6 separate regions of the Homo sapiens genome follow, and all the other regions are linked to region 4. Evidence: chromatin contacts called from ENCODE Hi-C or POLR2A ChIA-PET data. All regions are on one chromosome and are shown on one strand. The core of a region is the stretch at or near the end of the contact, and the rest is flanking DNA. Distances in the headings are between cores, read along the strand shown.

Region 1 (4,311 bases), core at 798-3,297, 350 kb before region 4:
AAAGACTATTATGAGGATTAAATGAGTTAATATATATAAGATGTTCAGAATATAAATGCTTAGCACTTACAGGCTGAACAAATGCTAATTATACTAATAATGATAACAGAATTATTATTTATTTAACCCTTTTCACGTAACACTTATGAAAAGCTGTGGAAGACTCTCTGGGAAATGCTACTCTAAAACTTCCTCTCTGCTTCTTAGTCCTCCTATTTCTCTGCGTCCCCACTCCCCGAAAATACCTATTACAATCAGGTACGTGTTCAATGAAGGCCTGGGGCTGGGCTGTGTGGTTACCTGGCCACAGCTAAAATCTGTTCCTTCCGGAGAAGCCTGTCCCTCTCGGCACCATGCGGCCGTGGGTCATCAGGTGACTTCTCAGCACCGAAGACGCAGGAGTACAGCACTCGGCAAAGGCCCGTGTCCTCAGTATTCGGGGCCCTCAAGGTGTGAATGAGGAAGGCGTGGACCATGGCTCCAGGGTGGGTGCTACAGGGAAGCCAGAGACATTGGTAAGGTGAGAGTGAACCCCAGCAGGAGAGGCGACCACAGGAAGGGGCTGACCTGGCAGTGTCTGGGAGTGTATCCAGAGGCCAGTGAGGCTGAACACTTTGAATAACAGCATCTGAACAACATCACATAACAGAATCCAGTGATAAAAAATCTCAGACATACATAAGCAGAATAGGCATAAACTAAAAAAAAAAAAAAAGAAAAAAGAAAAACAAACAAACAAACAAAAAAAATCTCAGACCACCCTAAACCTAGTTCTACAAAACAACAGGTATCTTCAAAAGCGTCAAGGTCATGCGGTCATGGAAAACCTGAGGAGCTGCTCCAGACCGAAGGAGACTGAAGAGACCAGATAGCTGAATGCGACGTGTACTCCTGGATCGGGTCCTGGACCAAGAAAAGGGTAATTTGGGCCAGGTGTGGTGACTCACGCCTGTAATCCCAGCACCTTGGGAGGTCTAGGTGGGCGGATCACTTGAGGTCAGGAGTTCCAGACCAGCCTGCCAACATGGTGAAACCTCATCTCTACTAAAAATAAATTAGCCGGGCATGGTGGCGCATGGTTGTAACCCCAGCTACTTGAGAGGCTGAAGCCACAGAATCGCTTGAACCCGGGAGGGGAGGCTGCAGTGAGCCGAGATCGCACCACTGCACTTCAGCCTGGGCGACAGAGGGAAACTCTTGTCTCAAAAAAAAAGAAAGAAAAACAAAAGGATAATTTCCATAAAGGGCATTATTAGGACACTAATAAAAACTTTAAAAACATTTCAATATGGACTATGGGTCAGAAAAAGTCTTGACCAATGTTACCCGATTTTGAATGCAGGAGCTCGTCCTTGTTTTTAGAAAATAAACACGGATGGGCCTCTAAATATAGAGGAAACAGGATTTCATATCTGCAACTAACTCACTTGGTCCAGGGAAGAAAAAAGGCAGAGAGAAAAACAGAGGAAATAATAAGGTAAATGGGGCAAATGAGGTTACAACTTGTGAATCTCATCCAAGTGCATACAGGAGTTACCTGAAACTGTTTCAAAATAGAAACTAAATAATAGTAATGGTTATCTGGCTGGCTCAGTGGCCGGCCCGGGGGTTGAAAGGCGGCGGGTACACAGTCAGTGGGTATCTGTAGCTAAGGCTAAACAGACCGTCAGTTTAAACTGGTAAAATAGCAGGTTCGCAAAGGCACTTCGAGAACCGGAGCCCAGCACCCAATTGCTGACCTCCGCAACCCTCCAGCCGCCAGCAGAGCGCGTCATCACTCCGCGCCGCCGCGTCCCGCCTCTACTAGAGAAATGGTAGCGGTCAAGACAGCTTACGTCACTGCCTCCGTAACCTTGAGGCGCAAGGCACTTCGGGGGTTGTAGTTTCTTACTCCGGTCAGCCAGGCCTAAATGGGGCACCCCGCCCTGAATGTGTTGCCCCTGCAGCTCCGGTCCGCTGTCGTCGAGGCGTCGCCTCAGCCTTCCGTCCGGGCCCGCGGACTGCCACCAAGCGCTCCCCTCCGTGGCAGGAGAGCAATGGCGGCTGCGCGGCCCGTGGGCGCCTGCGCACGTCGGTCGCGGGCGCGCGCGCCAGCTGACGCCGTCGGGTTGGGCGGAGCGCTCATGTCCAGCGCGGTGCTGCAGCAGCCAGGTGCTGGCGGCATATCCCGATGCTTGGACCCTCGGCGTGGGCTGGCCTTGCAGTCAAAACCCTCCGGCCCCGAGCTGCCGGCAGGGACCATGCTGGTCACTCTCGCTGCGGGCTCGAAGCGTCCCCCGCTCGTTGCCCTAGATCAGCGGAGCCCCAGGCTGCCGACCCCGGCGGCCGCGAGGGGGCGCCGCGGCTCGGAGCGCGGAGTCTGCGGAAAAGGCCGGGGCCTAGTTGTCCCCGGAGGGCGGGGCGCGTCGCCTGCGGCCTTAGGAGGCTCCGGGACGGGCGGCGGGTGGACCTAGGCCGGGCCGCGCAGCTACGGGCTGCGGCTGAGTTCTTATCTAGCCAACATGCGTGAGAATCACTGGGGCACCAGTTCAAATGTACATTCCTGGGCTGTACCCCCGGAAATTATGACTTTGGAGGGAAATATGTGTATTTAGGCACATGGGTATTTTGCGCGGATTTTAAATACAAATATGTGTATTTTGCGCAGATTCTGAATTTGTGGGTTCCTGCAGCGGTTTAATGCTGTCACTCGGTTCGGCGCAGAACGATTCGAACGCTGCTTCTGGACTCTCAGTGTGTGTCCCTGGCAGATCTGTCAATTTCATTGGGCCCCAGTAAAACCTTGTAGAGTGTCGCCCAGGGCGAACGCTTAGTAGGGCTGACCAGCAAGCCCCCTTCTTGACTGGAGGCCATCAAAACAACAGGGAAGAGGTTTATACCTTAAACCTGAAAGGGGCACTCTGGCGCTAACCCCTATAGAGCCTTACGTAAAAGCCCCAACTTGGAGGCTTGGCCCATTGGTGTTTGGGGGCCCCACAAGGCCTGCCTGGGCCTCACTGCCTGACTTGCATGTGTTCCTCCAGCCACCACCACCACTACCACCCCCACCGCGACCATGAAGCTGCACCTCCTTTACCTCTTGGCATGTGAATGGCTTCAGCCTTGTCCCCCAAATGTGCCTCGGAGCCTCCCCCACTGACTGTTCCCCCAGCCTAGAATTCCCTTTCCCGGCTTTTTTTTTTTTTTTTTTTTTTTTTGCAGCCTCGCTGCCCGCTCCCATCAGCAATGCTCCTACCTCAGCCCCCCAAGTAGCTGGGACTATAGGCAGGCAACACATCCAGCTACTTTAAATTTTTTTGTAGAGTTAGCGTCTCACTGTATTGCCCAGGCTGGTCTTGAACTCTGGGCTCAAGTGATCCTCCCGCTTCTCCCCCACAAATTGCTAGGATTACAGGCGTGAGTCTCCACGCCTGGCCTTTCCTGTCCTTTTAATTGACCTTGTAGATATATACTCAGACAAAATGGGAGGAAGCCTTCCTGCTCAGGCTGCCCGTTGGCATTCAGCTGCGGCCTTTGCACCCCTGTGAATCAGGTCTCACCAATAGTGCTGATGGCTTCCATCTCCACTCCCCAGGGCCATGCACAACACAGGACTGGAGCCGGCTTGAACACGCTCTTTGGTGACAAGAAAGGAGAACAGGGTAGGGTGGCCCAGGCAGGGATCCTAGAGCCAGCACCCCCTGAGAAAGTGCACTCTGGGCCCCTTAAGCCATAGGACCCAGGATAGGTTAGGAGGTGACTGAAGGGAAGCTGCAGGTGGCCAGGGCCTGGCCAAAGCATGTGACAACACGTAAATGTGTGTGCAGGTGTTGCGGCAAGCCCAGAGACTGTGGGGCCTCAGCTACGAGGCTGGGGAGTGATGTTGGCACAGCTCCTGGTCCCCAGTCCCTATTGCTCTCAGCCAGGGCTGGTGTCTGCCAGCTGATTACAGCAGAGAGCTAGCAAGGAGAGGGCTCTGGTTGCTGGGGGCCACCTGGCATCTGGAACACAGTTTCCCAGCCTCTGTCCACTCCTCAGGCAGTGAGTCAACACCAAGTTTCTGACCACTAGAGGGCTGGCCTCATGTGAGGTGTGTGGAGGAGACAGCTGTGGGAGGCTGGCTTGAGCTACTACTCCCAGAGGACAGTGGGAGACCCAGATGGAGGTGACAGCATGGAGGGCTTCCTCAGCCTACTGGGAGTGGGGGTTTTGCTTGATGGTTTTGCTGGAGGCTGCTTGTGGGTGTGCCCTGGGAGATCCCTTTTCCTTGGCCACTGGGCTCTCCTGGGTCCAACCCATGCTTCTGAGAGTCTGTTCTGGGTACATTGGGAA
Region 2 (4,789 bases), core at 65-2,564, 420 kb before region 4:
AATCTCACATCTTGCCATTTTCCCTCCCTCTCACAATCTGCATTTAAACAAGTCAATTTCCTGAAATAGGAATCTGGCAACACCCACCAAAAAGTCCAACCATATGTAAAATGGCATCACACTGTAAAGCTCATATTACAGTATCAGGACAATTGATACTTTCAACAGCAGCAATGGCTGCCAGGCAGCGGTCCTGAATTGAAGACTTGTAAAGGGGAGAAAATACACAACACAGAAAAAGAAACCTAATAAAATGGGGAAACGGATTCTCTGGGAGGAGCGTATGCAACTCCCAAGGCAAAATTCAGAAAGATGTTGTTTCCCCTCAAAACAAAGAGCCTTAATGCCCAGAATGCCACAGTTCTGAATCGTGAGTACCTGCAAATAGACAGAAGGAAAACGGAGGGGATATGTGGGTGAGAGATGACCTGGATTCTCACGAGAAGAAGGGCAGCCACCTTAGAGGTGCACGGAATACAGTTTCAGGCCTGGTGCAACTCAAGGGGCAGTTCACCATTTTCCAGTAAGCCCGAAATTGACGAATAAAAGGGACTTAAAGTATTAGAGAGCAGCTCTTTGGAAACCCACGGAAAACAAACATTGGGGATTCAAAGGATTTGGGAGGAAAGGAGGTGGAAATGAGTCAAAAGAAGCCTTCTCGAGGATAAAATCATGTGACCCTCAGGAAGAGAATGCCCAAGGAGCTAAGAAAAGGGAGGACAGGTCCTGGGGAAAAGCCCTCCACTCCAACAAGCGGGAAGTGCATACCAATGGGTGCGGGGGGGCCCCCGAAGGTACCGCTTTCGGAGCACCCGAGGCCTCCAGCCGGATGTCAGGCCACGCACCAACGAGGGACCACCGTGCGGGGACAGTGTCCGCGCGCGGGAAAAACGGCGGCGGGGCCGGAAGGGGACAGGGTGGGCCGGAAGGGGGGGCAGGGCGGGCCGGGAGGGCGCCCCACGGAACACTTACGCGGCCGCTTTTTCCTCAGGCTTTCGACGCGCTGGCGGGAGACCGAGGTGGGGCCGCTGTAAGAGCCCAGTCGATCCCGCCTCGTGCCCTCAGCCGAGGCCCCGACCGCGGGCACCGACGCGCTGCTCGCCCGGCGCCGCAGTGGCTCCTGCCGCCGCCCTTCGGGGTCCCCGGCCGCCTGCTCCCCAGCCGACGAGACGGAGGTGGCGGAAGCCCTGCCGTGGCGCTCCATGGGCGCGCCGAGCCGGCCCCCTCCCATCCGCAGCAGCAGTCGCTGCCGCCCGAGCAAGCCCCCCAGCGTCGGATTCCTTCTCGCCTCCTCCGCGGCAGTCCAGCCAGAGCAGAGGCGCGCCCTCGGCCGGCCGCCTCTTCCGTTGCGCCAACGCGCAGGAAGCCAATCCGACGAGGCTGGGGACGGCCCAAAGGCCTCGCGTCCAGTCGGCTCCCTAACTCGAGGAGGATTGACCGTGCCTCCGTCCAATGAGAGGCTATCGTGACGGGGCGGGGAGAGGGTGGTGGAGGAGGGGATCCGGGTTCCGCGGAGGAAGAGAAGGCGGTGTAGCCCAGAAGAGAGTGATGGCGGCGCCGCCCAATGGACGCGTGGGTGGAAGGGCCCGAGCCTCCTCATCCACCCCCTCCTTCCGCCCCCCACTTGTGCATGCCTCTGCCCCCCCGGGCCGCGGAACTCTCCTGGGGCGACCCCGAGTCCCACCCCGCTGCTCCGTGCCGTCCTCGCAGCTCGAGCCCTCCTCCAGCCCAGCAGTGCTCCCGCAGCGTCTGGCCGCTGGTCGTCGGCAGACGAAAGGGCTTGAACCGCGGCTGACCTTAGCCTTTGTCCCTCGGCCTAGTTCCGCAGCTGCCGTCGAGGCCGCCAGCCCCTCCCCCAGCATGTTTGGGCTAAGCCGCCTCCTTTCCGCCTGCGTTGGAGAGAGAGGTACCAGAAGGAATGAAAGGACTGGGGCTTGTCTCCATGGCAACTGAAAGAAAGAGGTGGGTTATAAATCCTTCGCCACCCTCCTGTGGCGAAGGAGGGGAAGTGGGAGCCGGGAAGTAGAGTTGGCCTTTTGCAGGAGAGTCTGGAGCCCCTTTCTGGGTGATGCATTGGGGGCCATAGAAGGATTTGGCTGCCGCTTTGGAGCATGGATTTTTTTTTTAATCATCTTCCTTTCTCTTTTGGAGAGAAAAATTGGTCACCTCCAGGACTGAGACCCTGACCCTTCCAAGCATCCCCACTACCAAAGGCTGCCCAAGCCCGGAAGGATCCCATCCCGTTCTGTACTCTGAGGTCACTTCCTCACTCCGTCAAATTTCACTGGACTGTGGGCTAATTAAAAGTGCCTCCGTATTAGCGGGGCGTGGTGGCCCATGCCTATAATCCCAGCTACTTGGGAAGCTGAGGCAGGAAAATTGCTTGAACCCGGGTGGCGGAGGCTGCAGTGACCCAACATTGTGCAACAAGAGCGAAACTCCGTCTCAAAAAAAATAAAAAATAAAAAAGAGTGCCTCCCTGGGGAGACTGTAATGCCCACTGGGCAGTGATCCTAATGCCCCTTGGGCAGTGATCCTTATTCCCCTCTCCCATAATGATTGGTTGTAGCAGGCTGAACAAAAAGGTTGAGCTTCGCTTGTGCTTGCTGAATAGAATTCTCACGCCCACTCCACGTTAGCTCCCCTCACTGTAGGACTAGCTCTGAAAATTCTAGCTCCTGTAGGAAGCCAACACAGACGGATCTACAAGAACCAAAAACAGCTATAGCTACTCTTCTAAATCTCAGTGCCTGACATTGCCTCTCTTTCTGCCTCCTCTCTCCACCCCCCAAAAAATGTGGTCCTCCTTGACCTGAGGGAGCTTCCGTCCAAGTCTGAGCTCTGATCATCCTGAAGAATCAAAGTATCATCATCCCTTGGCTGGCAAGATGAACTCCAACATCAAAACACTTGAAACAGTAGTATTTTTACACAATTTGCCCACTGCCTCTACATCTCACTTAGTCCTTGCAGTAACATTTGGATGATGAGGTAACTTATCCAGAAGCACAAAGCCTAAAGAATGACAGAGCTTGGACTCCTGAGAAGTTCAGCTACTGCCCGCCTTATGATAACCAAAAGAAAGCGGCCGGGCGCAGTGGCTCAACTCCTGTAATCCCAGCACTTTGGGAGGCCGAGGCGTGCGAATCACAAGGTCAGGAGTCCGAGACCAGCCTGGCCAACACAGGGAAACCCCGTCTCTACTAAAAAAAACAAACACAAAAATTAGTTGGGCGTGGTGGTGGGCACCTGTAATCCCAGCTACTTGGGAGGCTGAGGCAGGAGAGTCACTTGAATCCGGTAGGCGGAGGTTGCAGTGAGCCGAGATCGTGCCACTGCACTCCAGCCTGGGAGACAGTGAGACTCCGTCTCTAAAAAAAAATGAATAAATAAATAAGAAGGCACACCACAAGTTCGAGACCACTTCTACAAAAAATAAAAAATAAAAAAAATTAGGCCAGGCACAGTGGCTCATGCCTGTAATCCAAGCACTTTGGGAGGCTGAGGCGGGCGGATCACTGGAGGTCAGGAGTTTCAGACCAGCCTGGCCCAACATGGTGAAACCCTGTCTCTACTAAAAATACAAAACTTAGCTGGGCGTAGTGGTGCGTGCCTGTAATCCCACTTACTCCAGAAGCTGAGGCAGAAGAACTGCTTGAACCTGGGATGCAGAGGTTGCAGTGAGCTGAGATTGCACCACTGCACTCCAGCCTGGGCAACAGAGTGGGACTCTGCCTCAAAAAAAAAAAAAAAAAGAAAATGAAGATGACCAAATGGGCTTCTAGATGGCTAATGATATTCTGTTTCTTTGATCTGGGTGGGGGTTACATGGGTGTGTTCCCTTTGTAATATGTTATCAAGACATTTTGTGCACTTTTTTGGGTATTATACTGAAAGAAAACATTTATTTTTTAAAAAGTTGAAAAATTGCCTTGGAGCAGAGTAAGGTAAATCTATGATTAAGCTTAGATTTTTTTATTTTTTATTTTTTATTTTTTTTCAAAAAAAATGAGGCCAGGCGCGGTGGCTCACGCCTGTAATCCCAGCACGTTGGGAGGCCGAGGTGGGCAGATCACGAGGTCAGGAGGTCGAGACCATCCTGGCTAACACGGTGAAATCCCATCTCTACTAAAAATACAAAAAATTAGCCAGGCATGGTGGCAGGCACCTGTAGTCCCAGCTACTCGGGAGGCTGAGGCAGGAGAATGGCATGAACCTGGGAGGCAGAGCTTGCAGTGAGCCAAGGTCACGCCACTGCACTCCAGCCTGGGTGACAGAGCAAGACTCGTCTCAAAAAAAAAAAAAAAAGTAAAATGAACCTAACAAGAGGCATCCTTTCTCTGTGGTTATTATAGTGAGAACTAAGTTCTTTATCACTCTCCGGTTATTTACCCCTAGAGAGAAGCCAACTTTCTGGTTGTATACACCAGAATAAGTACAAGAATGGTAAGCATAGAGCTTCAGAGAAACTAGCCAGATTCTAAAGGAATGACTTGAAAATCGAGAGCCGTTTCAATGACAAAACATCATACAAAATATTCATCTACCACATTAGAGGCCTATCGCTAGGTAAAAACACCAAAACTTCAGCTTAAACAGTAGTATGTATGTATGTATTATCCCAGTTTCTGTGAGTCAGGAATTCAGGATTGATAAGCTGGGTGGTTCTTGTTCAGAATCTTTCAAGAGGTTGCAGTCCTCTGAAAGTGTAGTGGGTTGGGGTATCCACTTCCAAGGTGGCTTGCTCATATGGCTGGCAAGTTGGTGCTGGCTGTTGGCAGGAGGCCTC
Region 3 (4,792 bases), core at 981-3,480, 310 kb before region 4:
GAGCCATCAGTCTCTGGGGGCAAATCAATATGCACGTGGGGACTAGGCCTACCGAGGCTGGTTTGAAGGCCTTTGCAGGAGTGGGGTCAGGACAGAAAGAAAGGAGTGTTGGGGCAGCTTCTGGGGTCCAGATTGGAGTTTGGAGGGGCATATAGGTCACCCTTTGGTTTACCTTTGGTGCCTTAAGAGGGAGCCCTTTAGGCCTTTCAGTGATTGGCATATCCAAGCCTGGTGGCCACCTCTAGGCACAGTGGCAGGAGGAAGGTGAAATTGCTAGGAACAGGTTGCACCCCCAAGAGGCAGAGGATGGTTGGTAACTCCCTGTGCAGTGCCTTCCAGGGGGCCCCCAGTACAAAGGTGAGGTCAGGTCCCTTTGCTGATCCTACCCTTTTTCCTTTCAGAGCCAGCCCCTCCCTCCCTACCCCTCCTCACTGAGGCCCTCAGGCCCCAGCAGTTCCAACCAAGGGAGGGCCTGGGCTTGAGCATGGCTGGCAGCTCTGGGCCCCAAACCGGTTTTCCCACCTCACCTGAGGCTGGCACATCACTTCTGTGTTTCCTTCCCATCCCCGGCCCACCTTTACCACCAAGTTTCTCCTCTCCAACACTGGGAATGTTAATGGGGGAGTATCCAGTTCATCTCTTGTCCCTGGCCTGCCCTGGTTATGGCCCCTTATGGAAAATCAAGACCACTATATATGACTTTAAAACAAGAAATGGGGGTGACTTCCACTCTTGGCCTCTACTTCTGGCATTCAGGAATCCCCTCCAGGCCTTGAGGGCTTTGAAGTGACAACAAAAAGTAGTTGGGATCCCCCTTGCCACCACCTTCCCTCCCGAAATCCGAGCCCTGGAGTTGGAGACCAGAAGGCCACAAGGAAGCCCCACCTGCTCTCGAGTGAGCAGGAGGAGCATTGCCTGCTTGCCCAGGTGCTCCTGTTTAACCCAGCTACCTCACCGCAGGTTCCAACAAGACGAATTACTTCCATTTGTCTCCTGCGAAAAAGAACAGTTCTTGCTGGAACTGAGACTGTCTCATTAATGATAGTACCAGCTGATACTAATAGGGCCCCTGCTCTGTGCTAAATGCTTTAGATGCTCACAAAGCCCCTATAAGGTAGGTAAAGCCATGAGAAACCAGGCAGCGGTCCGGTCAGGTGCCCAAGGCCATGCCGTTAGTCAAACTCTCTTCTCATCCTGACTCTAGAAGTACCTCTTCACTAAGGAGGGACCCATATTCCTAACCCCCTTATGGGTACTGCAATGAATTTGTTTCTTTCTTTTCTTTTCTTTCTTTTTTTTTTTTTTTTGAGATGGAGTCCCGCTCTGTCGCCTAGGCTGGAGTGCAATAGCATGATCTTGGCTCACCAACCTTTGACTCCCGGGTTCAAGCGATTCTCTTGCCTCAGCCTCCTCAGTGGCTGGGATTACAGGCATCCACCACCACACATGGCTAACTTTTTTTTGTATTTTCAGTAGAGACGGGGCGAAAGCCATGTTGGCCAGGCTGGTCTCGAACTCCTGACCTCAGGTGATCTGCCCGCCTCGGCCTCCCAAAGTGCTGGGATTACAGGCATGAGCCACTGTGCCCTGCCTGAAATGAATTTCTAATCCATGGAAGAATAGCTCATTGACGGGTGATGAGGGGTTTGGGACAAATAAGTGAGAACCATCGTCATTTCACAAAGGAGGAAATAGAGTTAAGAAGTTAAATGACCTGCCAAGGTACTGGCCTTGAACTCTGGTGTTCTCCCTGGGAGTCTGGGTTACCTATTAAATACCCCACTAGAACACTGCTGGGAAGGGCGAGTGGCAATGGCCCCATGAGCATAGAGTTTTTGGAGAGGGACGAAGCAGGAAGCAGTTGTATCACGCAATCCATTTGGGTGGCAGATTATCAACAACGCACCCCCAAATAAAGCTGACCAACACTGGAGTGCTCCCTTCACTTGGGACTAAAGGGCTGAAGGGCCAAGAAGGGGGATCCCCACCCTAGGGGTGCAGATGCAGGAATTCTGGGGTCCTGGTTGGCTTTGGCTGGTCCCAAAATGGATGAGTGGCTGGTCACTAGGTGGCGTGGGCACAGAAGTGATGCTTTCTTGGGAAGAAGACAAGGGCAGCTAACCGCCTTTTCAAAGCTCGGGCCTGAGAGGAGGTAGCGGGGAGGGGATAAAACTACAACTCCCAGAAGTCTTTGTACCCAGGAGAGTCGGGAATGGTTTCCATGGTTTCAGAAAACAATATGGCCGCTCCCAGCTGGGACGTGAGTCTCTGGATTAGGCAGGCAGAGGCAGTTATGGGCTTCTGCAGTGGCGAGAAAGGAAGCGCCTGAAGGGTCGTGAGGCTGGGGCGGGACCCGGCACCGCTGGGGCGGCCAGGCCGTGAGGACGCCAATGGCGAGCAGCGTGGACGAGGAGGCGCTGCACCAGCTGTACCTGTGGGTAGACAACATCCCTCTGTCCCGGCCCAAGCGAAACCTCTCCCGGGACTTTAGCGATGGAGGTGTGTGCCCTTGTGTGTCTGCATGTTCTGTCCTGTATGTTCGTGTGTAACGGGTCTCTGTGCAAACTCTTTGTGTTTGTGTGCTTGTGGGAGTGGGGAGGAATCTGCCTCCTGGGACTTCAAATTTTAGATGTGTGTGCTTGTTTTCTATTTGCATCTGTGTGTGAACGATGTGTGTCCATATATGTATGTCTACATGTTCTATCCTGTGTGCATGTTGGGGGGGGTGCCTCTAACTCCCTCCAGGGACATTAATGATTAAGATATGTGTCTGCATATGTATTTATGCATTTCTGTATGTGCTCACTCATTGCTATGTGTTCTATGTCTTCTGGGAGTCTGAGCATGTGTGTGTTCATATGTGTTGACATGTTTAGTCTTGTATTTGGGGGGGTCTTGTGTGCATGTGTTTCTTTGTGATTGTGAAGGTGTTTGTGTTTCTAGGAATGTCTCCTGGGATCTCAATGACAGAAATACTTATCTGTCATCTTTTCATGTCAAGTACTTCTATGCATCTCTGTATCTGTATATTTGGGGAGGCTGTGTGCATATGTGGCTTTTTGTGCTTCTGTCTATGTGTGTTCTACATGTGTGCCTATGTGTGTCTAGCATGTGTTTGTTCTATGTGTCTACACATTCTGCCCTATGTATCTATGTGTAGGGGGATCTTATCACATGTGTCTCTGCTTACGTGAGTCTTTTACTCTCCTGGAACTTTGGTGTTGGAGTGTGTGTGTGTGTGTGTGTGTGTGTGTGTGTGTGCATCATGCATCCATGTGAATTCCCTGGGCTCCTGAAAGCTTCTCTTGGAGACTCATTCTCTTTTTTTTTTTTTTTTTTTTTTGAGACAGAGTCTCACTCTTGTCGCCCAGGCTGGAGTGCAGTGGCATGATCTCAGCTCACTGCAACCTCCACCTCCTGAGTTCAAGCGATTCTTCTGCCTCAGCCACCCAAGTAGCTGGGTTTACATGCACCACCACACCTGGCTAACTTTTGTATTTTTAGTAGAGATGGGGTTTCACCATGTTGGCCAGGCTGGTCTCGAACTCCTGGCCTCAGGTGATCTACCCGCCTCAGCCTCCCAAAGTGTTGGGATTACAGGTGTGAGCCCCTGCACTGGCTGACTCATTCTCTACTGGAGGACCAGAGACTCAGTATTCCCATTCCTAAATTAGTGGGGAAGGGATGCAGCTCCTCTGAGGTATGCTGGAGACTTAGTCTCCTCTACCTATCACTAATCTTAATGTCTTTGTCTCCCTCCTTATCCTTCCCCTTTCCGCATCTCCACCCCTCCATTGGGTTCCACCACTCTGCCATGCCTGATTCTCCCACCCCCACCTTCTCTCACCTCCTCCTTCCTTACCCATGCCCCCACTTTCCATGTCTGCTCCCCTCTCCCTCAGTCCTTGTTGCAGAGGTCATCAAGTTTTACTTCCCCAAGATGGTGGAGATGCACAATTATGTCCCCGCCAACTCTCTCCAGCAGAAGCTCAGCAACTGGGGTCATCTGAACAGGTAGCAGAATACCTGTGCAGCCCCATCATCTCCTATGGTCTTGGTTGCCCAGGCTGAGACTGTTTTGGTGGCAGGGTGGGGAGGGTCAACGCAGACAGAATTCGTCCGATTACAAAATCAAGAGACTCTTCTATTAGGAAGGAGGCAAGGAACCTCGGAACACCCACACAAGGAAGCTCAGATGCGATGCGCTTTCACTCCCCCAGGGCTGTACACTCAGAACAGCAACCACCATGCCCCCTTCCCTCTCCCCCATCCCCTCGCTTCATTTCCCCAGGACCCAATCTGCTATCCCAATGTCTACCCCTCAGGAAGGTACTGAAGAGGCTGAACTTTTCAGTACCGGATGACGTGATGCGCAAGATCGCGCAGTGCGCCCCAGGCGTGGTGGAGCTGGTGCTCATCCCGCTGAGGCAGCGCCTGGAGGAGAGGCAGAGGCGCAGGAAGCAGGGCGCCGGCTCCTTACAGGTGCCACCCCGCTCCAGCTTCTCCCACTGCTCTGGGGGCTGGGTGGGGGGCGCTCCCCAGACCACAGAAAGGCCAGCCTGGGTGATAAGTGTGGGGGAGGGGTGCTTGGCTAATAGAGCCTGGCCTGGGGGCCCGTGGAAGGGACATGGGGCTCCTTGGGGATGACTGAGCCCGGGCTTACAGCGGACCCCCGGGGTTCTTTCAGGAGCTGGCTCCCCAGGATGGCAGTGGCTACATGGATGTGGGTAAGGTGGCCTTTTCCATTTCTCCCTCCCGGTTGGAGCTTTCCTTCTGTCCTTCTTCCTGTCAC
Region 4 (4,222 bases), core at 888-3,387:
GTCTTGTATACCACTGTATCTCACAACCTAAAACATAGGAGCCCTCAACAAATACATGTAGGTTAATGGAATTCATAAATCAGAACACCCTAAGTTACAAAAGCAGCTTCACTGCATCAGTGGTCCTGAAGTAACTTGGTTTCTCCATCCATAAAACTAAAGAGCTCATCTGCTCAACGTTCTCTGAGTTCCTCAGAAGACCTAATATTACCTAAGTCTACAATTTTGCTATTCCAAACTCCTCTCTCACAACTCTCTTCCACATAGGCAGCAGCAAAACTTTACTTTCCAGCCTCCACAACTTTGTTTGCACCCTTCTTTCCATCTGTAATTTTTTTCCAGCTCCACATTTCCAAATCCTACTTAACCTTACATGCTCAAATCCAATGTTACCGCCTCCTCAAAGTCCTCCTTGCATCCCTCCAGCTAGCCACAACCTCTCCATCCCTGAATTCCCACAAGTTCCCTGTTGCCTCATTCAGGTCTCAGATCAAATGTCATTTCAAATGAGAACCCTCTCCAAGAGTCACCACCGGTTATAATTCTCTATCAGACCACGCTGTTTTTATTTTCTTGATAGCATTTACCATTACCTGAAATTACCATGTTTATTTCTCTCATTTATTTACTTGTTAAGTGCCTGTTGCTCCCACTAGAATGTTAAGGTCAATGAGAGCAGAGGCCCTGTCTGTCTTGTTCACATTTCCCCACTCCCCCACATCAGACATGTGTTCAGTAAGCTAAATACCTGTCAAAGGCGTGAATGACTCTGTAACCCTTATGACTAGGGTTATGTGCGCACATTATCTTTCTCTTGCTATATTCCAAACTCCCTGTGGACAAGGCCAAAGTCTGGCTAATCTGTCTGTATTATCTGGAAAATCATTGCACAACTGAAGCAAATAACGATAACTGCTAATTAATTTATTGATTTCTCCAAGAGGAACTGCCCCAAACTAAGCCAATTCAGAACTTCATATTGTCCAGAAACCAAGGCAAATAGGAATCTCCTTCCATTCCCTCTTCACCACAGACCCTATTCCAATTTGCCACCTCCAGGGAGCTTTTGCCAAAAGGCTAGTTTCCTCACTTTCCTTTAGAAGGACCACTGGTCCTTCTATCCCTAATATCTTACAATGCTACCCTTTCCCTTTTATCTCCAGCCAACAAAGCATTTCCAGGGCCCTGTTTCTTCAGAGCACCCCACATCTCCAGTGCATCGGGGAACTCATCGGGTCCTAGGGCACATGTGGATGTTAAAAGGAAGTGTTCAAGCAAACCTGGCTCGACCACCTTTCCTTGGATACCTCGTTTAGCTGAAACACGCCGAGTTTTAGAGCGATCGGCTTTGATGCTCTTTGGGTCCCTCAGCATTCTTCCCATCTAACTAACCTAAGCACCCAAATACCGTCGGGGTGCCCCCACCCTTGCCCCACACCTTTTCACCTTCCAACAGAGAAAGACCCCAGGCCAGAGACGATGATCTCCCCGGAAGCAAATGGCCCTCAAACCCCATAGGGCGGCCCTACCCTCTCCACTTTCTGTCCAGCATCTCCCTCTGACCTGGAGCCGTCTCGAACGCCCCTCAGCCCCAGCCTCTGGTTGGACCCGACCCTCCGACACCACCCGCCACTCACCTGAAGCGGCCCCCGCAGTGCTGGCATTGCTCGCCCACCCAGCCGGCGGGGCAGACGCACTGGCCGGTGCCAGGGTTGCAGCGACCGCCGTTGACACAGGGCCGGTCACATTCCTTGGCCTCGGCTGCGGCTGAGCCCGACACCGCCGCCGCCGCCGCCGCGGCCTCGGCCTCACAGGGCAGCAGCAGCAGCAGCAGCGGCGGCGAGAGCAACAACAGCAGCAGCAGCAGCCGTGGCCGCAGCGGTGGAGACAGCAGCCGCGGGAGGCGCAGCCCGGCCCCCAGCCCCGGCCTCCCAGCCCTGGTCACGTCCCAGTCCCAGTGCGGCCCGCCGCTCCTGCCCGCGAGCGCTGCCGTCGCCGCCGTCCTCCTCCTCAGCCTTGCCTCAGTTGCCGCCGCTGCAGCCACCATCTTCCCGGGGCTGAGACGGCGCCCCGCGAACACATACACACACACCGCACGGCCGGCTCCGCTTCGCCTGGCCGTGCGGGGCGGGGCTGTGCGGACGGTGGCTCGTGCGGTCCAAAGGGGCCACAGCGGGGCGGTGGGCGGGGCCGGCGCGCGCGTGCGCGAGTACGTGGGTGCGTGCGTGCGGGGGCGCAGACAGTGGTCTCCGGCGTCCGCGGCGCCGGAGGCGATCTTCTGACGTGGACCGTAGAACGAGCTGAAACCCGGCTGCGCTGTCCCGGCCGGCGAAAGCTCTAGTTTTCCCCCTTCGCCTTTCGTCCCCGGCGGCGGGGTTGCAGCCCCACTGGATGCCTAGGAGCCGACTGCGTTGAGTGTTGCCCTCCTAGAGACCCGGCACTCTGCCCTAACTCCAGCTGCCGGACGGAAAGGGTACAGGAGGCTGCATCGCAGCGAGGTGCTGGGTGCGGTACTGTAGAAGCCAGGCTTCATTCGAGCCTCTGTAACACAAGAGTCAAGAAAGAACACATGTAGAACCTGGCATAGGCCGGGCGCGGAGGCTTACGCCTGTAATCCCAGCACTTTGGGAAACTGAGGCAGGCGGATCACTTGATCTCTGGGATCCGAGACCAGCCTGGCCAACAGGGTGAGACACTGTCTCTACTAAAAATACAAAAATTAGCCGAGCATGGTGGTGCGCGCCTGTATCCCCAGCTACTCCAGAGGCTGAGGCAGGAGGATCGCTTGAGTCTGGAGAGGTCAAGGCTGCAGTGAGCCGCAGTCGCAGCACTGCACTCCAGCCTGGGCAACACAAGACCCTGTGTCAAAAAATGAAGAACCTGGCATGTAGGCTGTGCTCAGTAAATGCCTAATAAACTGAATGAAGACACACAGCCAGGCCTCTTGATAACAGATGGACTGTAGCTGACCAGACCCCCTACCTTTAATTCTGTAAAAGTTTGGAGTTACCTTGCTCCCCACAATTTGCCCTCCAACCATCTTCTCTGAAGAGTGGGCAATATAGAATTAGGAAATGGCGCTCACACAGACCTGCCCCTTCTTGTCTGGTAGTTGTTACTCTGGTGTCCCTCAATGAGACATGTCTTCCATCAATGTAGCCTTTTATGGTCCTTGACCCTGGAATCTGGGCTGGGTCATGATTGAGACCATGAGAAACCATGACTCAATTTCACCAATAGAAGAAGTTGGTAGGAGTAGCAATGTCTTGTTTCTAGCTCTGAGCTTAAAAAAGACCTGGCAGCCTTGGCCGGGCACGGTGGCTCACGTCTGTAATCCCAGCACCTTGGGAGGCCGAGGCGGGCAGATCACGAGGTCAGAAGTTCGAGACCACCCTGATCGACGTGGTGAAACCCTGTCTCTACAAAAAATACAAAAATTAGCCGGGCGTGGTGGCACACACCTGTAATCCCAGCTACTCAGGAGAGTCGCTTGAATCCAGGAGGCAGAGGTTGCAGAGAGTCGTGATCGCGCCACTGCACTCCAGCCTGGGGGACAGAGCGAGACTCTGTCTCAAAAAAAAAAAAAGACCTGGCAGCCTTGATTTTGAGCTGTTGGTGGTCATGAGCTGCACCCCGTTAGCCACCTTGCTGGAGAGAAACCATGTGCAGAGACCACTTGGACTTGGAGAGGGAGAGCTGGGCCGCTCAGCTGGTGGAGCCATCCTAGCTAAGGGATCAGTCATTGAGTGAAGAAGCTATCTGGGTTGGGTTATTCCAACCGTCTGGGCTGTTCCATGTTACCTACAACAGTAACAGGTCTTTCCTAACTGTGACTTATCCAAAATCCTAAGAAATAACTCATTTATCATTTAACCCTTAAGTGATGAATTATTTATAATTTTTCATAAATTATGATTTATGTTATTTTAAGCCTCTAAGTTTTAGAGAGGTTTGTTACTCAGTAATAGATAAGCAGAACATTGTCCGACATAATGCTTGTGCTATGAGGAATATTCCTATGGCACCTACCTCAGAATCTGGGCACCTTACAGTCCCTGGGAAACAAAGAAAAACCCTCATAGACCTGTGGAGCCTCTCAGCTTTACCTCAGAGTATGGAATTTTAAGGTTCTAAGATGGATTTCCACACTCATACCCAGGTCCCACTCTCATACTCAGGTCCTGACTGTCCTCACTGCATCTTCTTCAAGCCTGGTGAAGCT
Region 5 (4,448 bases), core at 1,544-4,043, 420 kb after region 4:
TGGATCTATATACTCTCTTCATCATCACAGGTAGTCCCAGTACCCATAGAGGTTGGTCCAAGTGCTTGCTAAGCCACACTAACCTCATAAAATCTTGGTCAACCATGTCTCCCCTGCCAGCAGCCATCTGCTGGGTGGCCCAAGGGCAATGGCAATGCCAGGGCAAATGTAGGTCACTGAGGCCATGGGTGGAGAGACCCACTCCTAATGGCCTCCCTGCTTTTAAGTCACACACCTGCTAATCCTAGCCTAGAATATTTAATTCTTCATGGCTTCATTACCTGTAAGGCAAAATACAACCTCTTTGTGGAACCCAGAAAAAAATGGGGTCTCCTCTTTGCCTTCTGGGTCTTGGATACACCAGACTCTGGCCAGCAAAGCACAGTATAGAGCAGAGGCAGGCGCCTGGCCAATGGTTAGCTTGTGGCTCAGGTCCTGGGTGACACAGGCTAGAGTCCTAAAGCTCCAGATGAGAGATCACTACACTTTTCCTGTAAAAAGTTAAAGATTTTAGTCTTTGGGATTCATATGGTCTCTGTTGCAACTACTCACCTTTGCCACTGTAGTAAAAAGAAGTCAATGAGTGGGTGTGGCTGTGTTCCAACAAAACTTTATTTACAAAAACAGGAAGCAGGCACGTTTGGCCCTCAGACTGTAATCTTCCCATCACTACTCTTAATGATACTCAGATGACCTGGCTGCCTGAGGGGGCTGTGGCCCTGTCTGATTCTCTGTGAGATGGAAACCACTCTAGGGTCTCCTGGTGCGCTGAGGCTGTACACACCGGCAGAACAGGGCACTGCGTTTGGAAGTTTCTGACCAAGTGGTGACAGCAGAGGGCAAAACGTGAAGGCTGTGCTGGATAAGGCTGAACCTTCCTCATAAGCAACACCAACTGCTTTATTCCAGGTCAGGGCCAACTCTTCCGCCATGATACATACATGGTCCCTGGCGGGCACTGTCCTTACTGGGCCCCTAGGAGTCCCTGCGTTGTGGCCTGACCACCAGCCCCTCTCTGGTGATGGCCCAGTTGTAGTTCTTCCGGGAGTCCAATGCTGCTTCCACCCGTGCCTCCAGGTTCTCTCGGGTGATGAAGTTTTTCACCTCTTCCTATCGGGAGAGAAAAGCCCAGCTGAACAGGAGCCTTGGGCACATGCCAGCCAGCCCACCCAGCCTGCTGGCCTCTCACCCCACTGAGAAAGCAGCTCCTGCTCTCCCTGGGGAAGCATGCCTGGAACCCAGGTCCTATTTGAGAGCCCCTCTGGCCTCCCAGTGGAGTGATATCAGGTTGCTTTTCCACGTTCCTCTTTTCTCAGACACTTCAGCCATAGCCCCGAGTGCCAGCTATGAAAATCTCACGTCCTGGTAGGTGAAATCCGTCCCTCAGTGGTCCCCTCTGAATCACTCTAACTCATCCTTCCCCCCATTACTTTATTTATTTATTTATTTATTTATTTTGAGACGGAGTCTCACTGTCGCCCAGGATGGAGTGCAGTGGCGCCATCTCGGCTCACTGCAACCTCTGCCTCCTGGGTTCAAGCGATTCTCATGCCTCAGCCTCCCGAGTAGCTGCGATTACTGGCGCACACCACGCCCGGCTAATTTTTGTATTTTTAGGAGAGACGGGGCTTGGCCAGGCTGGACTCGAACTCCCGACCTCAAGTGATACGCCCGCTTCGGCCTCCCATAGTACTGGGATTACAGGCGTGAACCACCGCTCCCAGCCACCCTTCTATACTTTAAATCAAGCCTCATCCATTCTCACTGCATTACTCCTAAGTGGTCTCCCTGCTTTTAAGTCGCACACCTGCTAATCCTAGCCTGAAATACTTAACCCTTCATGGCTTCATCACCTGTTATGCAAAATACAACCTCTTTGTGGAACGCAGGGTCCCTCCCACAGACCTGCTAGGTACCTGAACACTGTCCAATTACTCCGCTCACCTCCGGGTCTTTGCGCCTGACTGGCACTCTCCTCTCCAAATCCGGACCTGCCAACTGTAAGTCTCTGCACATAGCCAGCGCCCGCGTCGCGGTGCCCAGAATTCCCAGTGCCCCGCAAGCCGCGTCCCCGGCTGGAGTCCCACCCTCCGGAGACGTTGCCCACCTGCAGCTGCAGCACTTCCCGCTCCTTGCGCTGCGCCCAGGCCTGCACCTCTTCGGCCTTGCGGGCCTGCTCCAACGCCTGCCGCTGCTCCTGCTCCCGCTCCTCCTGCCGCAGCCTCGCTATCCTGTGAGGGTCAAAGGGCCGAGGCTGAGCGGGGCCCGGGCTTCTCCCAGGCCGGCCAGGCCGCGCCGCCCCGCCCCGCCTCCCGCCCCACGCACCGCAGCTCGTGCAGCCGCCGGTTCTCCGCCTGGTTCCAGGCCATCAGCTCGCGGTGCTCGGCGGCGTCCTTCAGGGCCTTGCGCTCCGCCAGAACCCCGGCTCGGGCCTCGTGCACCTTCCTCTGCACCTCGGACACGAACTCCATCCTGGGTGCAGACGCGCCAGGAATCAGCACCCTCTCCGCCCACTCCCACCGTCACCAGCGCGCGCGGGCGGCCACCTCCCCCCGGCCGCACACCTGAGGGCGCGCACGGTCTGGCGGTAGTGCTGGTAACGCTCCATCAGCACGAAGAACTCCGCAGGGTCCACCGCGGGCGGCATGTTCACTCGCTCGATCTTGGATTTGGCCAGCGGGTCGTGGCGGGTCTTGCGGCCGCGCGCTGGCAGCACCAGAGGGGCCCGGGGCCTGCACGGGGTCCCCGCGCCCAGGCGGCTCAGCGCGCGTAGCATGGCCGAGTCTCCTCACTGCGGCCGCGGTGCCGGGACGCCACCGTGCCCCGGAAGCGGCGCGGGGAACCTTGGGACCTGTAGTCCTCGGGCTGTCCCTCACGCCCCGCCCGGCCGTGTGGCCTCTGGAACCGAAGCGGCGACCCTGCGGACGTCCGCATCCCGCCCCCAGGCTCTGGCCCGGCCTTCCCGCCAGGGCCCGGGGCCATCCCTTAGTTACTCCCGCCCGCGGGGCCGGACCCGCGTCCCTCCAGCCCCCACGCAGGGAAGGGTCTCAGCGGGGAAGACAGGGAGGGGACGAAGGACAGAACTCGACGCAACAGCTTCGGAGAACCTCACACTTTATTGGAGGATGGCGGGGCGGGGCGGGGCTCTCGGGCTGCGGTCTGCGGAGGGAGAGGTGGCGGTCATGTCTCAGGACACTGGTCTCGTAACCGCCGAGCTGCCATCTTCCTGGTTCTCTCCCCTCTCGTCCCCCCCAGTCCCCATGTGGCCTCCCACAGCAGGACGCCCCCCGCCTCCCGTAGAAGCCTGAGGATCCAGCTAGTGTGGGGATCTCCAGCTCCCTTGGGCATGCCCTCTTGTCCACCCTAAACAAGCCTGACGCATAGAAACCTCAGCACATACACACAAATCAGGCGGTAAGACATTGCCTCATAGGAACTAACCACTTTCTTCTTTAGTTACCGGGCTCTCCTGATGCACTGTAAATGTTTGATTTGCAAAACAGTAGCAAACCATTTCCCCACGCCTGTCTTCTGCTATGGTCTTGGGGAGCTCTGCAGTCCCTGAGATGTTCCTAGTGCACATGTCAGTCACCACCTGGTCCTCTTGGCCCTGTTGTCTGTTTGAGTGAGGTTGCATCCCTCACCTCTTTCCACTGGCCTGGGGTCTGTCCACCTCAAGACAGTCATTGGCTTGTCAGGATGCCTGTGGGATCCCATGGCCACCACTGTCTTATAGAACAATTATCTCCTTCTAGTCTACTAGTGACTTTGGTCTTTAACCCAAGTGCTTTGTAAATTGTCTAGAATCCTCCTGGGAAATAGGAAGGATAGCAGACAGCACCCTGCTGTGTGCAGTAGGGGCACTGAGAAATGGCTGGGGGTGCTGTGGCAGGGGGCATCTCAGTGGTGTTTCATTCTCCCCACCCTCCCAGCACCCAACCCTAAGCCACAATGGCCTCTGATGACCAGTGGCTGGTCTTGATGCTGGGGACCTCTCACCCTACTCACCAGCAGTGTCCGTGCCAGGTGTCGCTTCCTGTGAAGGGACCACTGGGCCGTGGTCCTGCCCTCCCAGGGCATGCTGTCGTCCAGGGGAGCCAGGGCATCACTTGGGAGGCCATGGGCAGTCTGGACTGGGCTGCCTGCTGCAGTGTCCAGGGCCCTTCCTTAGAAGGGAACTGATGCTGTCCTCCCTACCCCGACCTCAGGCTCCAGGAGGGTGGGGGAGCCCCCGGCCATCACTTTCTTCCTCCCCATGAGGCTGGGAGACACCCACCTGGGGGCCTAAGGGCATTCTGGGGATCCTGGGCTGAGCTGAGGGCTCGCTTTCCTCCAGGGTACCAGCCATGGGACCAGTGCTGAGCCTCTGAGGGTCCAAGGTGGGCAGTCAGCAGCAGCAGGAGCAGGAGGCCTCGCCTGGAGCTGGCCATGGCTGCTCTAATGGACAG
Region 6 (4,170 bases), core at 395-2,894, 310 kb after region 4:
TTTTGTCTTCCCTACAAGATAGGCCCTGGAGGGAGCATGATTTCTCAGCTCTCCTTCACACCCCTTAGAGCCAAGGCATTGACAAGATATGAAGACCCTGATCAGCAGATCTCAAGTGCCCTCAGGAATGGCAGCCTGGGGCCAGGACTTTCTGATAGGTAGAGGTTTAGTAGAGTCTCTTTCTTGTCTAGGTACCTATACTGACAGCTGTGTCAATATATGTACCCAGTAGGACCCAGCCCTCCTTCTTAGGGTGGTGGAGAATCACCCTGGCTCATGCTCCATAGCTCTGGCCTCGCTAAGCCCCAGCTCCACATCCATTTCTCTCAGCAGGCTCATCTATCCATCATGTCACTAGCTCTTTTCCTGAGAGCACTTTACAGATACATCTCTATTATAAATGCATTAAAAAAAAAAAAAGATGGAGTCTCACTGTTGCCCCGGCTGGAGTGCAGTGGTGCAATCTCGGCTCACTGCAACCTCTACCTCCTGCGTTCAAGTGATTCTCCTGCCTTAGCCTCCCAAGTAGCTGGGGTTACAGGTGCACGCCACCATGCCCCGCTAATTTTTTTTTGTATTTTTAGTAGAGACGAGGTTTCACCATGTTGGCCAGGCCGGTCTCCAACACCGGGGATTACAGGTGTGAGCCACCACACCCGACCAATGCATTGTTAAAATTAGACAGGTGTGGTGGTGCATGCCTGTGGTCTTAGCTACTCAGGAGGCTGAGGCAGGAGGATCACTTGAACCCAGGAGGTTGAGGCTGCAGTGAGCCATGATTGCACCATTGCACCCCAGCCTGGGCAATGGGGCAAGACTTTGTCTCAAAAAAAAAAAAAATGTATTGTTTTTCTCACTGTACAGGCTTAGAGAATTTATGTGGGCCGGGTGCGATGGCTCATACCTGTAATCCCAGTACTTTCGGAGGCTGAGGCGGCAGTATTGCATGAGCCCAGGAGTTCGAGACTAGCCTGGGCAACATAGGAAGACACTGCCATCCCCGTCTCTATGAAAATAATAATAATAATATAACAAGAATGAATTTATGTGACTTCTCCAAGGCCATAAAACCCTGAGTGGTGGTCCTCAGATTTGAACATGTGTCTAAGCTACTTACTTTTTTTTTTTTTTTTTTTTTTTTAGATGGAGTCTCGCTCTGTGTCCCAGAGCTGGAGTACAGGGGTGCCCAGACTGGAGTACAGTGGCGAGATATCGGCTCACTGCAACCTCCGCCTCCCGGGTTCAAGCGACTCTCCTGCTTCCGCTTCCTGAATAGCTGGATTATAGGCGTGCGCCACCACGCCCGGCTAATTTTTGTATTTTTAGTAGAGACGGGGGTTTCACCACGTTAGCCAGGCTGGTCTCGAACTCCTGAACTCAGGTGATCCGCCCGCCTTGGCCTCCCAAAGTACTGGGATTACAGGCGTGAGCCACCGCGCCGGGACTAAGCTGCTTAATGACTTCCAGAGCGATCCATCCAGGAAGGTGTTTTCCCTCTGCAGGTCCTAGACTCCCCCTGCCTCCTCAACAACGTCCTCCAGTGGAAAATGTCCTTGGGAAACGCTGACAGAGTCTTTTGAGCCTCGGCCGCATCCGTCACTCGCGCAGCAGGCGGAAGTAGCGGGCAGTTGGCCGGAAGTGGGGCTGTGAGGCTCGGAGTCGCCGGAGGAGCCAGTATCTGTGTCGCCGCCGCCCGCGGCGTCCCCGGTTTGGTGTTGCGGCGCCCACCTTCGGGAGGATCAGGTGAGTGGCGGCGGCCGGGGAGGAGGTCGCGGCGGCCTCTTTCCGCGTTCACGACCGTCCTGGGCCTTGGCCTGTGCCTCCTGTCCTCCCGGCCGGCCCAGAGCTGGAGCGCATCGAGGCCTTGTTCAGCTCTTGGCCTGGGTTGCCAGTGCCTCTCGCAGGCCTGGCTGTGGTGAGAACTTCAGTGACTCTCGCCGCTCCTGAGTTTGTGATCTTTGGCAGGGGGCTTATCTGACCCTTGATTTTTTTTCCTCTGTGAAATGGAGATCGTAACAGTACTTGTCTCACGGTGCTGTTAAGAGAATGTAGTCAGATATTCTGCCGCGCCTCTCATCACACTTTGATGTGCCTGCGAATCGCTTAGAGATTCTGATTCTGTAGGACTGGGGTGGGTTCTGAGATAACTGTGTTCCTAACTAGATTCCAGACGAGGCTGAAGCCTCTGGCACGCAGACCACACACTGAGTAGCAAGGCCCTACAGTATGTTGCTTAGCATTTGGGATGCGGAGTCTTCGGTAAACATCAGTATGATAGGATATATACCTTCCCCCCATTTTTAGCAGTTTCTCGTTGCACAAGCCTAAGGGTAGTATTGATGGCCTTCTCCCTTTTTCTTTCCGTGGGTAAGAATAGTTGCTCTTTCTCTTTCTGTGCAAACCGTGACACAGCTCTTCTGTCTTGACTCAGGGAACTTTGGGTCCCCTCATATCAGCTGTGTTCATCAGTCTTGGGTGATGCTTCACTGATCAGACCCTTGGACAGTGCTTCATCCTGTGGAGCTGATAGCCAGCTGCGTTAGCACCAACTGTGGCTGGCGTTTTGTGCTCCAGTCATTTGTTGCTGCTGGAATCTGAATTCACGTTTTCTACACTTTGTGAATAGTAAGAATGGCTGCCTTTCCAGAACTAGATTCTGTAGCTCACTGACCTGAATGGTCCTGGGCAAGTCCTTGGATAGTTTGCTACTACCTGGTAGACTAAAATAAAATCTGGGCCGGACACAGTGGCTCACGCCTGTAATCCCAGCACTTTGGGAGGTCAAGGCGGGCGGATCACGAGGTCAGGAGATCGAGACCATCTTGGCTAATATGGTGAAACCCCGTCTCTACTAAAAATACAAAAAAATAGCTGGGCGTGGTGGCGGGCGCCTGTAGTCCCAGCTACTCTGGAGGCTGAGGCAGGAGCGTGGCGTGAACCCCGGGAGGCGGAGTGTGCAGTGAGCCGAGATCGCGCCACTGCACTCCAGCCTGGGCGAGAGAGCGAGAGTCCGTCTCAAATAAATGAATAAATAAATAAATAAATAAGTAAATAAAATCTGAAGACTCTGTGCTGCATAACATAACTTAAAAAGTGAGGCCTTTGGCAGTTATGCAGGTCTAATGTTTATTAGTCAGTATGATTTTCTTCCCCATCCATTGGTTTATTTTTTTAGTCCCTAATAAGGCCTTGCCATTCATCATGTGAATAAGTCAACTTTGATATAAAATAATTCTAAGGTCAGGTGCGGTGGCTCATGCCTGTAATCCCAGCACTTTGGGAGGCCGAAGTGGAAGGATTACTTGAGCCCAGGAGTTCGAGACCAACCTGGGGGCAACATAGGGAAACTCTGTCTCTACGAAAAAAACAAAAAACAAAAAAAACACACAAAAAAACAAAATGTAGCCAGGCGTGGTGGTGGGCTTGTAGTCCAAGCTACTTAGGAGGCTGAGGTGGGAGGATCGTTTGAGATCCTTGAGCGATCCTCGCCCGGGAGGTTGCCGGGGTGAGAGGTGGGGGGCAGTGGTCGAGGATGCAGTGAGCGGAGATTGCACCACTGCCCTCCAGACTGAACAACAGAGCGAGACCCTGTCTGAAAAAAAAAACAAAAGAATTCTGAAACTCCTTCTTTATTTGTCTGAAGTATGTACTATACAGCCTCTATACAGCCTTGCAAATTGTAAAAGCAGATAAAACCAAGTGTTTATTGAGCTAACAGTTATAGGTACTTGGACCATTTATTTGGGAATTTTCTCTTATGACGACTGTGTGCATGCAGCTACTTCTCTTTACCTGCCTGGATTTTGTAATTCCTCTAGAAGCCCCATTTAGATGGGCTGAGAGGACATGAGTGCCTACTGCCTGTTGTTATATGGAGAGGTTTTCTAAAGACAGGGTTTTATGAAACCCTTTAAAAGCAGTAGCTCTAACAGAATCATCTACAGGGCTTAGTCATACTATATCTACCCACATCCTTCTTGCCATTCTGATAGAGGAATAGCAGAGTCTTAAAAGAGAAGCGGAAGGGCTGTGTAGCTGAAAAAGTTTCACAAATGTTTGTGATGTGCTGTTTTTCTCCTATCAGCATGGAGTCTAGAACAAAAAGGAAGGGATGGATTGCTAGACTGAATAATTTTAGTTTGGCTTAGACCTGCGAGTGACACTGAACTT

What was found. Hi-C counts contacts between places; a loop is a spot of excess contacts on that map. ChIA-PET counts read pairs that join two places held with the same protein, here RNA polymerase II (POLR2A). Pooled maps may share reads with other maps.
Region 1: a loop to region 4 is called in a pooled map, with 16 times the contacts of the local background. The contact joins the promoter of AP5S1 here to the promoter of ATRN in region 4. A Hi-C loop is called at or near these places in 2 of 37 single-sample maps with no recorded cell type and 8 of 50 pooled maps. POLR2A ChIA-PET finds 5 or more read pairs at or near these places in 1 of 52 experiments (activated B cell).
Region 2: a map with no recorded cell type shows a loop between it and region 4 (8-fold over the local background). The contact joins the promoter of PANK2 here to the promoter of ATRN in region 4. A Hi-C loop is called at or near these places in 1 of 37 single-sample maps with no recorded cell type and 7 of 50 pooled maps. POLR2A ChIA-PET finds 5 or more read pairs at or near these places in 3 of 52 experiments (GM10248, K562 and PC-3).
Region 3: a loop to region 4 is called in a map of heart left ventricle, with 5 times the contacts of the local background. The contact joins the promoter of SPEF1 here to the promoter of ATRN in region 4. A Hi-C loop is called at or near these places in 2 of 168 maps with a recorded cell type or tissue (CD8-positive, alpha-beta T cell and heart left ventricle) and 4 of 50 pooled maps.
Region 5: a loop to region 4 is called in a map of B cell, with 5 times the contacts of the local background. The contact joins the promoter of MRPS26 here to the promoter of ATRN in region 4. A Hi-C loop is called at or near these places in 1 of 168 maps with a recorded cell type or tissue (B cell), 1 of 37 single-sample maps with no recorded cell type and 11 of 50 pooled maps.
Region 6: a pooled map shows a loop between it and region 4 (7-fold over the local background). The contact joins the promoter of FASTKD5 here to the promoter of ATRN in region 4. A Hi-C loop is called at or near these places in 2 of 37 single-sample maps with no recorded cell type and 10 of 50 pooled maps. POLR2A ChIA-PET finds 5 or more read pairs at or near these places in 1 of 52 experiments (MCF 10A).

What each region holds. Positions count from the first base shown.
Region 1 is chr20:3,818,283-3,822,593 of GRCh38, reverse strand. It overlaps AP5S1 (adaptor related protein complex 5 subunit sigma 1), which reads right to left and starts at 2,047. Exons shown (of 3, transcript NM_018347.3): 1 at 1,836-2,047; 2 at 301-492. The coding sequence starts at 476. RefSeq lists enhancers at 1,664-2,003, 1,544-2,247 and a silencer at 2,244-2,523.
Region 2 is chr20:3,885,912-3,890,700 of GRCh38, reverse strand. It overlaps PANK2 (pantothenate kinase 2), which reads right to left and starts at 1,314. Exons shown (of 7, transcript NM_001386393.1): 1 at 973-1,314. The coding sequence starts at 1,270. PANK2-AS1 (PANK2 antisense RNA 1) reads left to right here and starts at 1,528. Exons shown (of 2, transcript XR_001754478.3): 1 at 1,528-1,962; 2 at 2,152-4,332. RefSeq lists silencers at 930-1,429, 1,620-1,679 and an enhancer at 1,688-2,239.
Region 3 is chr20:3,778,886-3,783,677 of GRCh38, reverse strand. SPEF1 (sperm flagellar 1) reads left to right here and starts at 2,230. Exons shown (of 7, transcript NM_015417.5): 1 at 2,230-2,499; 2 at 3,903-4,014; 3 at 4,326-4,482; 4 at 4,688-4,727. The coding sequence starts at 2,391. RefSeq lists enhancers at 1,931-2,080, 2,042-2,336, 4,595-4,792.
Region 4 is chr20:3,468,933-3,473,154 of GRCh38, reverse strand. It overlaps ATRN (attractin), which reads right to left and starts at 2,137. Exons shown (of 29, transcript NM_139321.3): 1 at 1,638-2,137. The coding sequence starts at 2,047. RefSeq lists a silencer at 1,751-2,310 and an enhancer at 2,411-2,550.
Region 5 is chr20:3,044,397-3,048,844 of GRCh38, reverse strand. It overlaps MRPS26 (mitochondrial ribosomal protein S26), which reads right to left and starts at 2,793. Exons shown (of 4, transcript NM_030811.4): 1 at 2,565-2,793; 2 at 2,326-2,472; 3 at 2,108-2,231; 4 at 595-1,110. The coding sequence starts at 2,776. The coding sequence ends at 976. It overlaps GNRH2 (gonadotropin releasing hormone 2), which reads right to left. Exons shown (of 4, transcript NM_178331.2): 2 at 4,277-4,437; 3 at 4,009-4,145; 4 at 3,098-3,159. The coding sequence starts at 4,430. The coding sequence ends at 3,109. RefSeq lists enhancers at 1,852-1,911, 3,252-3,311 and a silencer at 2,282-3,151.
Region 6 is chr20:3,157,339-3,161,508 of GRCh38, reverse strand. FASTKD5 (FAST kinase domains 5) reads left to right here and starts at 1,644. Exons shown (of 2, transcript NM_021826.5): 1 at 1,644-1,743. It overlaps UBOX5 (U-box domain containing 5), which reads left to right and starts at 1,644. Exons shown (of 5, transcript NM_014948.4): 1 at 1,644-1,743.